Linked DNA regions of Homo sapiens: region 1 is linked to region 2. The links are chromatin loops, found by intact Hi-C in ENCODE. Cell type or tissue: CD14-positive monocyte. All regions are shown on one strand.

The links. Peaks named below come from ENCODE experiments on the same cell type or tissue, not always from the same donor. Only the 100,000 strongest peaks of a DNase experiment are listed, where the experiment ranks them.
Region 1: it touches region 2 in a loop (8-fold over the local background); 24 of 110 quality-filtered maps call a loop at or near these places.

Annotation. Positions count from the first base shown.
Region 1 is chr12:124,769,995-124,777,994 of GRCh38, reverse strand. SCARB1 (scavenger receptor class B member 1) reads left to right here. Exons shown (of 13, transcript NM_005505.5): 13 at 1-1,139. Among named protein-coding and RNA genes, the nearest start is that of SCARB1, 90 kb to the left of the region's middle. RefSeq lists enhancers at 3,288-3,447, 3,508-3,557, 3,568-3,727, 5,849-5,918 and a silencer at 3,638-3,932. In CD14-positive monocyte, CTCF peaks have their summits at 5,764 and 5,973 (motif pointing right); DNase peaks (open chromatin) are centred at 2,084, 2,964, 3,724, 6,004 and 2 weaker places; H3K4me3 peaks cover 2,385 bases; H3K27ac peaks cover 2,146 bases.
Region 2 is chr12:124,388,326-124,396,325 of GRCh38, reverse strand. All of the region lies in intron 18 of NCOR2 (nuclear receptor corepressor 2), which reads left to right. Among named protein-coding and RNA genes, the nearest start is that of MIR6880, 55 kb to the right of the region's middle. RefSeq lists enhancers at 236-923, 924-1,613, 3,684-4,373, 5,341-5,520 and a silencer at 6,970-7,039. In CD14-positive monocyte, CTCF peaks have their summits at 3,548, 3,781 (motif pointing right) and 7,111; DNase peaks (open chromatin) are centred at 3,815, 4,235, 4,845, 5,425 and 2 weaker places; H3K4me3 peaks cover 4,267 bases; H3K27ac peaks cover 4,762 bases.

The DNA of each region.
Region 1 (8,000 bases), 380 kb before region 2:
CAGCTGCCCGAGGGTCTCCGCCCACCCCGGCCGGACTTTGATCCCCCCGAAGTCTTCACAGGCACTGCATCGGGTTGTCTGGCGCCCTTTTCCTCCAGCCTAAACTGACATCATCCTATGGACTGAGCCGGCCACTCTCTGGCCGAAGTGGCCGCAGGCTGTGCCCCCGAGCTGCCCCCACCCCCTCACAGGGTCCCTCAGATTATAGGTGCCCAGGCTGAGGTGAAGAGGCCTGGGGGCCCTGCCTTCCGGGCGCTCCTGGACCCTGGGGCAAACCTGTGACCCTTTTCTACTGGAATAGAAATGAGTTTTATCATCTTTGAAAAATAATTCACTCTTGAAGTAATAAACGTTTAAAAAAATGGGATGCCTGCCTCTGTGACAGCCTTGTTTGCTGAGGTCGTGGGGGTGGGGGCCTCTGGGAAGTTCCGGGCTCCTCTTCTCTTGGTCAATAGCTCCTTTCTGGTGGCTGCCAAGAGCGTCTCTCCCAGGGCCGGGCTGCTGGCTTACCTTCCTGTTGTTTTCAAATTTCAACCTTGTGCAATGTTGAGTTTCATAGAAATACTGCATGAGTACGCCCTTGTTTAGAAGCAGCAGGGTCTGAGTCCCATCCCACAGCCCCCAGTGCAGACGCTTTTGCCACTTTTGCATGGGGCCCCCTGGATGTGTTTCTGTGCATTTATCTACAAATCCTGGTGCCCATAGGACATGCCCCGTGTTGTTCTAGGCCTTTGCTTTCTGCTCGTTACATAAATGGTGAAGAAGAGAAGCGGGTAAGAGAACAGATTGGAGCCATCTAAAAGTTCTCATCTTAAGTGTAGATCATTGCAAAGGATGGAATTTTCTCCGATTGTCATCATCGTTGATGTTTGAATATGAGACCATTTCATCAGTATTTAAGTGTGCCCGCTGGGATCTAACTAGGAGAGGAGAGGGTATTCACTGCCGAACATTTCAAAGAATATACGAACAAGCTCTTTTATGGTCAGAAATGTTAGCCCTTTTCCCCTTAAACTTGTATTTCCTTTCTTCTTCCCTCCTAAAATTTTATCTAAATGATATTTATATTTGATGCTTTTAAGCCTTTTATTAATCACTCCTATACTTGCCTGCAACATAAATATATAAGTTGAAGCAAACTTTTTTTTTTTATTTCTTGTGACCATCAAGGGTAAATTTTTTTAGGTCTGGGGCTGCCATAACAAAATACCATCAAGGCCGGGCGTGGTGGCACACGCCTGTAATCCCAGCCCTGTGGGAGGCCAAGACCGGAGGATTGCTTGATGCCAGGAGTTCAAGACTAGTCTGGGTAATATGGTGAGACCCTCATCAATACAAAAAAAATACAAAAATTAGCCAGGCGTGGTGGTGGGCGCCTGTGGTCCCAACTACTCAGGAGGCTGAGGTAGGATTGCTGGAAGCCAAGAGGTTGAGGCTGCAGTGAGCTGTGATCATGCCACTGCACTCCAGCCTGCGAGACAGAGTGAGACACTGTCTCAAAAAGAAAAAATACCATCAATAGGTGGCTTAAACCATTTATTTCTCACAGCTCTGGAGGCTGGAAGTCTGAGACCAGGGTTCCAGCAGGGTTGGGTTCTGGTGAGGCGTCTCTTCCTGGCTTCAGACGGCCGCCTTCTCTGTGTCCTCACATGGCCTTTCCTCGGTGTGAAAGGGGGAAGAGAGAGGGAGAGCGAGAGCTCTGTGGTGTCTCTTATAAGGACACTGATGCTATCAGATCAGGGCCTCATTTAATTATTTTCTTAGAGGCCCCATCTCCAGACACAGCCACACTGGAGGTTAGGGCTTCAACAGGAATTTTGGGTCAACACAAACATTTAGCCTATACCATCTGGATTGCCTTTCAAGTCTCAGGACACAATTGGTCAAAACTATATTACTATGTTTTATGTGACATATCAAAGTAGCAAAATTTTATTGGAATGCATGTCCTTTTGGTATGCATTTTATATATCTTTTTCATTTACAGATTAGAGTTGTGTGTGAGTGTGTGTACAATTCCATGAATTTTGACATGTTTATAGAGTTGAGTCATTACCCCTACAATCAAGACAAAACAATTTCATCATCCCCCAAGATTTCCTCATGTCTTCCCTTTGTTTTTGTTTGTTTTACAGTGGGCTCCCATAATTTTTTTTTTTTTTTTTTTGAGACAGAGTCTCGCTCTGTTGCCCAGGCTAGAGTGCAGTGGTTCAATCTTGACTCACTGCAGCCTTCACCTCCCAGGCTCAGGAGAGCCTCCTGACTTAGCCTTCCGAGTAGCTGGGACCACAGATGTGTGCCACCACACCTGGCTAATTTTTTTTTTGTAGAGATGGGGGTCTGGCTCTGTTGCCCAGGCTGGTCTCAAACTTTTGGCTTCAAGCATTAGTCCCACCTCAACCTACCAAAGTGCTGGGATTAGAGGCGTGAGCCACTGCACCCAGCCTGCGACCTGTGCTGCCTTCCTCCCACTTTGTAGGGAAGTCCCTCATCCCCATGCTTAGCCCTTGGCCACTAGCTATTTTTACCTTTTCCAGAATGTTCTAAATGGGATCTACAGCCTGTAACCCTCTGAGCCTGGCTTCCTTCACTCAGCACTGTCTCTAGATGCATGCCTGTTGTTGTGTGTAGCAATAGTTCCTTTCTTTTCACTGCTGAGCAGAACTCCATGGGGTGCACACACCAGTGCTTTTCAGCCGTTCACTTATTGAGGGACACGTAGAGTGGTTGCAGCCTTTGGCAATTGCATTAGTTGGTTTTCACGCCACTGATAAAGACATACCCAAGACTGGGTAACTTTTAAAGAAAAAAGGTTTCATGAACTCACAGTTCATATGGCTGGGGAGGCCTCACAATCATGGTGGAAGGCAAAGGAGAAGCAAAGTCATGTCTTACATGGGACCAGAGAAGAGAGAATGAGAGCCAAGTGAAAGGGGAAACCCCCGATCAAACCATCAGATCTTGTGAGACTTACTCACCACCAGGAGAACAGTATGGGGTTAACCGCCCGTATGATTCAATGATCTCCCACTGGCTCCCTCCCACAACATGGGAATTATGGGAACTACAATTCGAGATGAGATTTGGGCAGGGACGCAGCCAAACCACATCAGCAACTATGAACAAAGCTGCTGTGAACGTTCATGTACAGATTTGTGTGTGAAGGCGTACGTTCATTTCCCTGGGGTGTATACCTCGGAGTGGAGCTGCTGAGTCAAACTGGAGCTCTGCGTTTCACTTTTGGGGGACTGCCAGTTTCACAGTCGCTGTACCAGGCTGCATTCCCATCAGCTCTGCGTCCTCACCAGCATCTTGGTGTTTTCAGTTTTAAAAAACTTCAGCCCTTCGTAGTGGTTTCTCATTGTGGCTTTTATTTGCTTAGAAATACTTCTTGTCCTGAGATGAGTGGGACTTCCTCTCCACCCCCAATTAATTCATGTATCCGTGAATGACTGTCACGTATTGCTAGAATGAAACCAATTTTTACCATCAATTCTTTGTCCCTGCAAGTGCAGAGAAGCCTTGTTTTCATAAGGAAGTCACTGGGAGTGGAATTCTTATACTCCTTCTGGGTAGTATGCGAATGTCACACGGCGATCTGTCATTGGAAGCGATTCTCACTGATCTCCCAGCAGACAGGTCCGTTTGACCTTTCTTCAAATTTGTAGAAAGCAGCAAAGTGGAAACCACCGGCTTGCAAAAGCATTTCTTACCCAATCTTTAGATGGGTTCTCGAAACCTGTGTCCGGGAAGTTCCCTCTGATTGGGGCTGGAGGTCAGGGAGGCTTTGCCCGTTGGCTGTAGAGTGGAGGGGTGGGGGGTCTTGTGACCTGCCCGGGGAAATGGCAGGCGAGTGACAAGCTCAGGAGAGAGTCCAGGCCCCGAGGATGGTTCCCTTCAAACTCCCCATGTCTGATCCTCTGGGAAGCTGAGGCCAGCTTTGGTTATTTGATAGCCACGGTGAGGATTTTGACTTAATCTGTGTATGCAACACATCACAGACAGTTTTAACTCTTGCATTCAAGTCTACCTGCTCATAAAACAGAAAAAAAGACAGGCCCCAGAAGGCATTCGGTTTTTTTTTTTTTTTTTTTTTTTTTTTGGAGACAGGGTCTCACTTTGTCACCTAGGCTGGCACAATCACTGCTCACTGCAGCCTCAACCTCCCAGGCTCAGGCGATCCTCTCACCTCAGCCAGCCTCCCAAGTAGGTGGGATTATAGGCCTGTGCCACTACACCCGGCTAATTTTTTGTATATTTTTGTAAAGATGGGGTTTCGCCGTGTCGCCCAGGCTGATCTCCAACTCCCAGGCTCAAGCGATCCGCCCGCCTCGGCCTCCCAAAGTGCTGGGATAACAGGCATGAGCCACTGCCCTGGCCCTTAAGTCATTCTTGTGTTTGTGTGTGTGTGGGGTGTGTGTGTGTGTGTGTGTGTGTGTGTGTGTGTGTGTGTTCCCGAGGGACTTAGCCTCCCGTGTGTCTCATTGGGTGAACATCTTGCTTCTGAGTGAGGTTTGATTTTTTTGTAGGGTGTGCGTTTGGACACATCCTTGGTCTTAAGCCCAGCCAACGACCTTAGCCAGGGCTCAGGGAGGGAAGCACCGCCTGCCCCACAGCTGGAGGGCTGGGGTTCGGGACACCCGGTCGAGCTTCAGTGTCTCTGATTCTGAGCATCTTTGACTCTGCGAGACTTTCTTCTCATGCCTTCACTTCAGGCGCCAGCCCCTGCCAACGATGGGACTCCACTACTTACCATGTTGATTTAATTTGGCTTACTTTTTTTCTTAAAGAATTTTATTTTAAAAGGAAGGCAGTCATATCTGTGAAATTATGGGTCCTTTGGGCAAGTAATAGTTTTCCAGTCGCCATTAAAATAAATACCTAACTATTAAGGACGTTCCTCCCAGTACCTCGAAGCAGCCTGCTACCTGCAATCTCTGCACCATCCCATGATTGTGTCCCATGCACCCTTCTTCCTGCTCGGCCTGCATCGCCCCTGCGTGGCCTTTTCCCCCCTCTCTGCCTCTCTCAGTCTTCGCCATCATCAAAGGCGCAATTCCAGCCATGCCCTCTCCTCCAGGAAGCACCCCTCCCCCATCACTCCTGCTTGCTGTTCTTCCCTGTCTCAGGACTCCTGGGGCACTTTGTATCTCAGTTGATACTAGAATGTTCTAGAATACCAGAAGTCCTGACACCAGTTGCTGTAACCCCAAACTCCAAGGACCTGCAGCATAAACCCCGGTACATGCCCTTGTGCTGGAAACGAATATTTTTGGCCGGGGCGGTTACTCACATTCCTTAGTACTCCTTGGCTCACGCGGACACCCATTCTTTCAACACATACTTATCCAGTGCTCACTACGCGCTAGGCACAGGGGGTGCAATTGTGGACCAGACAGAGGCGGCCCTTCCTCTCAAACAACTTTACAGTTCTGCCACTTACTAGCTGTGGGACCCTGGACAAGTCACACAGCCTCTCTGGAGACCTACTGTTCTCTCCTTTAAAGCAGGTGACTCAGATCTGCTTTGCAGGGACGTCTCCTGCTTTGCAGCGATGTCACCCAGGAGAGATGGGTGAAGTGGATAGTGAATGGAGTGGGCCAGGGCGGTGGTCCTCGGCTGAAAACAATGCCTCTCGGGGTCAGCGTGGGGCTCAAGAGGTGGCGGCCCCGTGGGTGGGTCCAGGGCCAGGGACCCTGTGTCCGAGCCCCTGCCCTGGAGCCATCCTGTCTCACCTGAAGGCTCTGCCAGTCTGGTCCACTGGCCTCCCGGCTCCCACGCGTGTCCCGAGCCGTCCATTCTCCAGGTAGCGGCCCTGAAATGTTAATCTGTCACAAGGGTCATCTTTGCTTGAATTGTGGGTGACTTTTCCCCATCCTGGGGGTAAAGTCCCCCCGACTTGTCTCTCCATCCGCGATCCCCTGCAATCTGGCTGCAGCACGCGAGACTTCAGGACGATTCCGAGCTCGGCCACTGGGGGGCGAGCTGTGCACACAGGTGGTCCAGAGGCTGCTGCCTGGGAGGGGCTGCGGATCACCCGGTTCCTGGAGCGGAGTGGATTGATTTTAAACTGGGGAAGCTGTGGTCCACAGCCTGGCTTCGGAAACCCGTGACCCCTAGAAATTGTATTTTACGTGTGTGTCTGGGCGTTTTATTCTGGGAAGCATTTCCTCAAGTCTTCAGATTTTCAAAGGGGTCTTAACCCTTTCTCTCTGGGGCCTTGGGAACAAGAGTGACAACCCTATAACAGGGCGACCAGGGTCACACGATGTCTGCTCCTCCTTAGCGTGCTACTCCCAGTACCTGCGTGCTACTCCCAGTACCTGCGTGCTACTCCCAGTACCTGCGTGCTACTCCCTGCTCTGCTCAAGTTGCTGGGTGGCCTTGGAGCAATTCATAACCTCTCTGAGACTGCCGTGAGGTGGGAGTGAAGATTGCTGTGTACGAATCTTTGAGAACCCCTGTAAGGGTGGAATCGAAATGGACGTGTGAGGGCTGGGCGCGGGGGCTCACGCCTATAATCCCAGCACTGTGGGAGGCCAGGGGTTCGAGACCAGCCTGGGCAGTATGGTGAAACACCGTCTCTACTGAAAATACAAAAATTAGCTGGGTGTAGTGGCGGGCACCTGTAATCCCAGCTAGACGGGAGGATGAGGCACGAGAATCGTTTGAACCCAGGAGGTGGAGGTTGTAGTGAGCCGAGATCATCCCACTGCACTCCAGCCTGGGTGACAGAGTGAGACTCCATCTCAAAGAAAAGAAAAGAAAAGAAAAGAAAAGAAAAGAAAAGAAAAGAAAAGAAATGGATGTGTGAGCATTCTGTACACAGCCTGGGACGATTATGAAAGCTCTCAAATGCTGAGCCTCCAGCAAACATTTATCACACACCTACTGTGTGCAGAGCACTTGCTGGGCTCTGAGAGGGAGTCAAGCTCTGAGAAGTCTGTGTCGATTTGTTCATTCCTTCATTCAGCAAATGCTGTTTGGGTGCTCACTGTGTGTCACACACCCTCATATTTATTGCGAATCGGCTTGGGTTAGGTTCCCCAGAAGCAGACACTGAGACCAAGATTCCTGGCCAGGGAGTGTCCCAGGAGGGCAAAGGGGACTCTAGCAGCCCAGGGTCACGGACAGCTCTCAAAGGCAGACCAACAGGTCTTGGGTTTTGGATACAAAAATGCTCCAAAATCAGGGGTGTGCAAATACAGTAAAAAGAGGATTCATTTGGATCTGCTTAGAACACCAAGGGTATCCGCTTCAGAAATACAGAGGTGACCGGGTGCAGTGGCTCACCCTTGGGAGGCCGAGGTGGGCGGATTGCTTGAGGTCAGGAGTTTGAGACCAGCCTGGGCAACATAGTGAAACCCCATCTCTACTAAAAATACAAAAATTAGCCAGGTGTGGTGGCACACGCCTGTAATCCCAGCTGTGGGAGGCTGAGCCACAAGAATCGGTTGAACCTGGAAGCAGAGGTTGCAGTGAGCCGAGATCTCACCACTGCACTCTAGCCTGGGCGACAGAGTGAGACTCCATCTCAAAAAAAAAAAAAAAAAAAAGAAGAGAAAAGAAAAGAAAAACAACAACAACAAAGCTGGACGAAGCTAGAAAGCTCCCTGCCCTCACAAACTTGCCTTCTAGTGGGAGAGACAGCTGGCGAGTAAATGCATGAGTAAGGTCACGTATGAGTAAGGTCACTCATAAGTAAGGTCACACATGAGTAAGGTCACTCTGGGAAGCAACGATGCCAGGATAGAAAGAAGAGCAGGGGGTGCACCGGAGAAGAGGTGCTGGGCAGGGGGGCTGCTTAGATGAGAGCACATTTCCGGAAGTTTCCTCTGAGAAGTGCCAACTCCTGAAGGCTTCATGGGAATCTGGAGAAGAGCACTCCAGGAACCGGGAAGTACATGTGCAAAGGGCCTGGGGTAGCAACACGCAGAACAGAAACGGTGCGCTGTGGCTGGAGCCCAGAGAGTGGGACTGAGTGGGAGAAACGCAAACTG
Region 2 (8,000 bases):
TTCTAACCACTGGAAAGTGAACATCTCAGTGGCATGAAGTACATCTGCATTGGTGTGCAACCCTCACCACTGCCTAGTTCCAGAACTTTTTCTCACCCCAGATGGAAATCCCATACCCATTAGCAGTCCCTCCCAGGGCCCCGCCCCAGCCCTACCAGCCCCTGGCAGCCACTAATGCACTCTCTGTCTCTGTGGATTGGCCTGTTCTGGGCGTTTCCAATGAATGGAATCCTACAGTTTGTGGCCTTTTGTGTCTGGCTCCTTTCTGGGAGCATGATGGTTCTGAGGTTCATCTGAGTAGCTTTGTACGGCTGAATAATATTCCCTCACCTGCACGGACCACATTTTGTCGGTCGTTCATCTCTTGGGGGATGTGTGGGTTGTTTCCATGTGGCTGTTGTGAAGAGTGCTGCTGTGAGCATTTGTGTAAAATTGTGTGAGATTTTTAATCACAGGTGAGTCCCTGGGATCTCAGCCTGTTGGCTGGGAGATTTCCCAGAGCACCCACCCATCGGAGGACTCCGCGTGGACATCCCCAAACGGTCAGCCCAGGGTCCCACCGCCTCTCCATCCCTTCTCGTGTCTCGTGTTGTCACTACCACCTCCTCACCGGTGACCACCCCCGCCCCCACCGCCCATTGCCTGAGAACTGGGAAGACAGTGCCTGCCCTCTGTTTGCCTTCTGGAAGGGCAGATCCGGAGGCTGGGAGGACGGCTGGGGATGACTCACCGGCGGAGAGGAGCCCGTGTCCCACCATCTCAAGGTTGGGTCCTCAGTGATGACAGTGAGCTCATCCTGGGTCCTGCCCATGGAGACGGCAGTGAGCGTCCCCTGGGGGCCGTGCACGCGGAGGCCCTGCTCAGTGACATTTGTAATAATGTCGTGAGCAGCAGCATGTTCGTCTGCCGTGAATTACAGCAATCTGGACAATTACTGCTCAGGGTGGCTGCTAATGGCTGTGTGTTCCAGGCGATGGCAGGAGGGAGCGGGGGTGGGGCGGGGAGACAGGTGCTGGCAGGCCCCAGCAACTCCTCCATAGGGGGTCGGGGTGGAGAAGCTAGGAACGTTCTGGAGCCCCCGCCCAGAAAACCAAGAGTTAGGAAAAGGGACTGGAGAAGCGGCTATTGCTGAGGCAGATGGTCTCTGCCCATCCTTTACCCATCATTTCAGCAACATAGTGCCTCACTCTCTGTGTGGCAGGGGCACTCAGGAATGAGCCAGCCCCACCCCTCCCTCGGGGAGCCTGGGCAGGTAAGCAGCCAGGTTTCCCCAGGGCCTTCGGACCCCAGCCTGCCTGAAGCCTCTGGAAGACTTTAGTAGCATGGCCCTGGAGGATGAGCAGCAGAGGGGCCCCATTCCTAGGGAGAAACCAGGTCTCAACCCCCTGGATGTTTCAGCTGTGTGACCTCAGGCAAGTCAGCCAACCTCTCTGTGCCTCAGTTTCTTCATCTGTACAGTGGGATTCAAGGAGCGCCCACTGTATGTTTCCTGTGGCTGCCATAATAAAGGGTCATGAACTGGGTGGCTTAAAATAAATGTATTCTCTCACTGTTCTGGAGGCCAGAAGTCCAAGTTGAAGGCATCCAAGAGGCTGCATTCCCTCCAGAGGCTCTGGGGAGGAGCCTGCCTTGCCTCCCCCAGCCCCTGGCGCCTGCCTGCAGCCTTGGCAGTCCCTGGCTCATGACCACATCCCTCCAGGCTCTGCCTTTGTCTTTGTGTGCCTTTCTCCCTGCGTGTCTCTGTCCACATTTTCCTCTTCTTACAAGGACCCACCCCAATCCAGTATGACCCCACGTTGACTTGATCACATCTGCAAACATCCTTTTTCCAAATAAGGTCACATTCATAGGTTCTGGTGGACACAAAATGTTGGGGGGATGCTCTCCAACCCAGCACACCCACCTTCCTGGGGTTTTGGTGAAAGTACACAGAAGAGCTGAGGGCAGTGCTGCCCGGGGCATACCGACCTCCCCATCACTTTGTAGCTACAAGCAGCTCCTTAGCCCCCTGACCTTGGCCTGGCCCATCTGTTTCACCCTCAGTTACCATCGTTCTCTCAGATGAGGCAGGGATGCTACCTCCCAGGGGCACTTTAAAGACGGAGCGAGCCACATAGGAACAGTCCTTGGTATACAGTAGGCACTCAGAAATGGCAGGCCGCTAGCTTAGGGCGCAGTCTCCAGACCCTGCTCCCTAGGTTTGGGTCCCAGCTGTGCCTCCTGCAGAGTCTGACCCTGAGCAGGTACCTACACTTTGGGGCCTCGGCCCCCGCCACCTCTGTCTTCGCCCCGGCGATGGGGGTCGGAGGTAAGTCACCTGCCAAGCAAATGTACAGTGACAACTGGAGGAACTTCCATGGTGCTGGGGGCCACCAGTCAGAGGGCTACCCCGAGGAAGGGGCCGACACCCAGAGCACGAAATAATAGTGAATATCACCCAGTAACACCGTGGAGCCCATCCTGCGTGCTGGGCACTGCTGGAAGCTTTGTGTGTATGAAGTCACTTTATCTCTACCAACCTGACTAGGAGGCAGGTGCTGTTAATACTTCTGTTATTCAAATGAGGAAACCGAGGCCTAGAGAGGCTTAGTGAGCAGCCTAGGGTCACACAGCTGTGAAGTGGTAGAGCTGGGATTTGAACCCAGGCACTCTACTTGCAGAGTAGGAATGGGGTTGGCATGAGAGCTGAACAGGTTAGTCCATGGGCCAACCTGTTGACCAGGTAACAAAGGCAGGACAGGCATGTGCAAAGGCCCCATGGCAGGGGCAGTGTGGCCCCATGAGAAGTGGTTGAATCCCAGAAGGTAGAGGGGCCACCGGGAGCCTGGCCTTGCCAGCATGGGATGGAGTGTAGCTATTACTCTAGAGCGTGGGAGGCCACTGGGGAGGGGCTGGGGACATGATGGCCATAGGGTTTCTGGTGGGCAAGTGAGCAACCTCCCTTCTTGTGTGCATGCGGCTGTGGCTGCCTGCCCTGGGGCTTGTGCTGCCTGAGGACCGAGAATGTTCAGGAGGCAGCTTCCCCAGGAACCGGGCAGCTCCGGGGAGCTGGCCGCCTGCCCTCGGGCCCAGCGCCAAGTGGGGAAGGAGGGGCAGGGCAGGAGCAGGGCTGGGATGAGGGACTCGGTTCCCCTGGGAAAGGTCAGCCTGGCCTGGCTTGGAAGCCTGACCCAGCTGTGCGAGAGGCCCGAGGCTCTGCTGGCAGCTCCTCCAGGCCCCAGCCCTCTTCTCTGGCGGGCAGAGAACCTGCTGTGGAGGGGGTTGGGAGGCTCCCGGTCACACCATTGTCACACCATTCTAGACCGGGAGTTGGCTCTGGCCCGCCTCCGGGCTGCCAGTCCTTCCCAATCTCCAGGGAGCGGCCAACAGTGGGAGGATGTGCAAGACCAGGCCCTGGTGGCTCCCAGTAAGCCCGGGCAGACCCCAGAGGCCTCCCCCAGGACTCCAGCTGCCTTGTCTAGTGGCCTTGCCACTTCTCACAGGAGCGAGGCAGGAACCACCCATTGCTGTGCACATGGGCTGGCCTGACGGGCTTTTATAGATGAAGCGTCTAAGGCATGGGAAGGGGAGGGGTGAGCCCCCAGCCTGGAGCCTGGAGAGCAGGACCTCCTCCACTACATGTCCACTGGGAAAGCCTTGGGCTGTGCCCACCATGGGCCCCCCAAAAGAGGAGCGCCTGTGTGCTCTGCCGCACAAAGCTGCCAGAGCTTACAGTGGGGTGGGCGGGCCGGTAGGCAGTGCTGCTGCTCCTGGGTTTGGGTCTGCCCGGCTACTTCCTGGTGCAGCTGTCCGTCAGGGCCCAGCAGGAGGCGACACTCGAGCTGTGTGACTCAGGAGGGGTGGTATACCAGGCAGGGACGGTGCGGTGCCTCGGGGCTCGCGTCCAAGGAGACTGTCACCACGTGTGGTCTGGAGAGAGACCACTAGGGAGGGTGCATGTCTGGGGCTGGTTGGCCTCCCGGCCGGATATGTGAGAAACAGTCTGTTGTGATGGTTTGGAGGGAGGAAAAAATTGGGGTTTCTGCAGGAACTTGGGGTACAGCCAGACACAGGGGCAGGGTCTGGACCACACTCTTGCTCCTGTCAGCACCCTTGAAGATGAAATCAGGCATCAACAAGCCCCCCTTCCCTCCTAGGGGAGACCCATGAATCCGCATCCACATGGCTCCTGACTCAGGGAAGGAGCACCTGGCGGTCGATGCGGTAGTAATGATGCCTGTCGTCACGTGGCGTGGCTGGTGCTCACGAACAAGGCAGGCCCTCCACACGCGTGTGTACACACGCACGCATACACACGACTTCTGCTTTGCACAGGAGAAGACCAAGGCCAGAGGGAGAGCCAGTGCTCACCCAGCCCACTGCGGTGGACACAGGGCATGGGGTGGTCTGTCTGACCCCCCAGGCTGGCTTCCAACTTTGCTCTGCTCTGTAGGAAAACGTGACATTGAAAGGTGTAACGTGGCACTTCCGGAAATGGTAGGCGAGACAGCGCCAGGTCGTATGCAGGTGACTTTATTTCATCTTAATGAGTCTGGGTTTTTTTGAGAGCTGGGAGAAGACGTAGCTTTTTCACATCGTACCTATGATTTACGGGTATAATTGCTGATGCGGAGGCTAAGGCAGATAGCGAGGCTGATTTTTGAAAGAGTAGATGGAGAGAAAAGAGTGGGGAGGTGCAAGTCCAGGTGTGATGTTATCCAGCCAACATCCTGATAGGATTTCAGGATGGCAGGAGTTCGGGAAGTCCTGACAAGACACGCAGGAGTGCCCGGCCTGTCAAGGGTGTCAATGCGGAGGCACCGTCCCTGTGGAACCCCCCCCCCGCCAGGGCTTGGGGTTTCTGAAATGAGGAAGTGGCATGACTCAGGCCCAAGACGGCTGGGTTCTTTTCCTCCCAACTTTGATAGGGTTTTAGGCAGAGCATGCTGAGTTTCTCGGGGAAAATGGCAGGTGGGGGGCGGTGGTCGATGCACCCCTCTGGCAGGCAGCCTGTGAGTCTTCATGGAAGGGGTGGGAAACGTCAAGGCTGGAGGTGACTGGCTGGGGTGGGGAGAGCGAGTGTGTTTCCAGGGTTGGGGGCTGACTTCCAGAGAAAACAGCTGCAACATCCCCAGATGCAGGTGGGCGGTGGTGTGGTCCCCTCGGAGTCCTAGCTGTGGATGCAGGTTTGCAGACCCTTGGAGAAAAGCAGCTTGGAGGCATCTGAGCGGCAGCACAGGCCTCCCTGAGGGCCAGAGCACCTGAGCCGAGGAGGCTGAGTCCTGGCCCCCACAAGAACAGCTCGTCATGGGCCCGCGGATGGCATGTGGGACGCTGCCCCATGGGTGCCCAGAGGAGGATTAGCCCAGCGGGGCCCCAAGCACCCACTCCCGTGGCCGCCGGGCCCCTGCGCCTGGCTCTCCACTCGGCGTCTGTGACTCAGACCTCCTGGCTGGACTTCCTGTCTTGGTCAATTTCACTTCCTAGTTCCTGCCTCCTGACTCTTCAGAACGAAACTCCTTCCTTAGAAATTAGAAGTGGGGTCGGGGAATCCAGACCACAGGGCATGGTGGCAGAATCTGCCATCTCCGCCCTGGCACAGAGTGTTGGGGGCGTGTGCCTGGATGTCAAGGGGGATACCCCAGCCTCTTTTGGGAGGGTTCGGGGCCCCCTGCAGAGCTAAACGCACAGCCCCCTCTTCCTTTGCAAGCTCCTTACCAGGGACCCAGACGGGTGGCAGAGATGCCCAGGGTGCTCAGCAGGCCCCGGACACCTGCCGATGAGCAGTGGGACGAGGGAGCTAATTTCAGAGGCGGTGAAAGCTATGAAGATGATCAAACCCTGGGATGGCAGGGCGACGGGGGGGGGTCACTTTGGAGGGGCGGGCAAGGAAGGCTTCTCTGAGGAGCCATCACTTGAGCCAAGACCAGAGGGAAGACAAGGCACATCTGTGAGAAAACCCGTGGAGGCAGCAGGAGCAGCTGGTGCAAAGGCCCTGGGGCACACACGAGTGACCCAGAGAGAGGCTGGGCGGGTTCATGGAGCTGGCTCCTAAGGGTCACCTGGGCCGTGCTAGGGCCTTTGGATTTTATTCCAAGAGCTTCATGTGGTCACTGGAAGATTTTAAGCAGAGGAGTGATTTCACGGGGTTGGCATCCTTAAAAGTGCACTGAGACCTCCCCTGCAGAGGGCAGAGGGCAGGACTCAGGTGGAGAGGCCCAGATCCCTGATGTGGTTGAGGTTTGTTGCCCTCCCCTGGCATCGTGCCCCAGGACGAGGGCTGGGGGTGCAGGGACATTCCAGAGACGCCTTCTGCTCCCCAGATTTTTAGGGGGCAGGATGGAAGGGCTGGGAGTTAAAGGGAAAAGCAGGTTAATGATCCCAGAGTCAGGGAAGTCGGTCGTGACCTGAATCTAGGATCCAAAGTTCAGCTCAGTTAACTTTCAACCTTCTGGGTGGCTCCCCGGCATTTCCCACAGTGTTCCTTCACGGCTGCAGGGGCTCTCGGAGGAGGACGAAAGGGGCAGCTGTGGTCCCGAGACCCCCCCAGCAGCAGAGGGCTCTTTGGGGACCCCAAATCCCCAAACCCTTCCCCCTCCCCTAAATGGTTGGCGGTCTCATGTGCACCCTGCAAAGGCTCCTCAAATCCCGGGATCCCTCCGGAATGCGAGGCTAGCCCTGCCCACCCACAGTCCCCGACAGAGGGCTCGGTCAGCCTCGGCAGCATCAGGCCAGGCAGGGGGCAGAGCTCAGGTGGAACTGACACGGAGGGTGGGGGGACGGGCGGCGGGGGATGATGGCGGAAGAAGCTGTTTGCTCCCTGTCTGCCGGGGGTGGAGAAGCTCTGTTTTTCTGGAACCCTCATCTGTTCTTACCACTGCTGACGCCGCCACCGCCGCGGATGGGGAGAGAGGGAGGGGGAGCCAGTGCCAAGTTGGCCCGCCCCTTGTGAACCTGGGCCTCTGCCACGCTCCCCCGCCCGCCTGCCCGCCCGCCGCGAGCCTCCGTCTGGAGGTCACATTCAGTCCTGCCGCGTCTCGCTGGGTCAGGCAGCAAGAAGATCAGAGCTGAGCCCGGCTGCGGGGGACACGGCTGCCCTGCTGGGCCTGGGTCCTTGGATTTTGCCCGGCCCGGGGGTCTGTGGGCTCTGGCCGGCATTGCTCGCTGAGCGTCCGCACTGGGCACATTGGTGCTGGAGGAGCTCGGCACGCTGCGCCCCGGTGATACCTGGCCCAGGGGCATCCCACACGCACCACTGACAACTTCCCGCCACCCACCACCCTCGGGGAAGGGCACCTCGCGCGCCCACAGCGGCTTGGGGACGGCGTCAGAGGTGGCAGCGGCCGCTGGAGGAGCCCCGGGCCACCACAGGCAGGCGGACTTGTGAGGAGCTGCCTCCCGCCCGCCCCTCTCGAGCCAGCCTCCGCCCGCCGCGTCCCTCCCTCCCTCGCTCCCTCCCTCCCTCCCTCCCTCCCTCCCTCACCGTGGGACGGAGAAGGATGTGAGGCTGAGCTGAGCCGCCAGCAGACGCCAACCAGCAGCCTCGCAGAGCCGACCGCGGCCGCCCAGCCTGCCGGCCCACTTCGGCCCGCTCCCTGGGGCATCTTCCCAGCCCTATGTTTCCGGAAAACTTGGCCGAGGGGGAGACGCGAATGAGAGGATGTGAGTGAGTGGTCCTGGGGAGGGGATGGGGGACTGCGGGTGCAGGGACAGGGACCGCAACGTGGCCATCTGGGATTTGAGGCTGGGCAGCTGGGGAGTCGGAGTTCTGGGCCCCTGGAGTGGATGGGGGTCCCAGCCCATCCTTTCCCCCATGCCCTCTCCTCTCTCTCCCTGCTGGGCTGAAGCTCTCCTGGAAGCAGGGGTGGGACCTGGATCTGTGCCTGGGAAGGTCTGTGATGCTGTGTGCACAGGGGGTCTCTCCAAGTGGACGGGGGCTTCAAGCTGGGTCTGGCGGGGTGGTCTCCAAGGCACGGTAGGGTAGAAAGTCTTTCTCTCCGTGCCTGGCAGCCTCTGCCTGG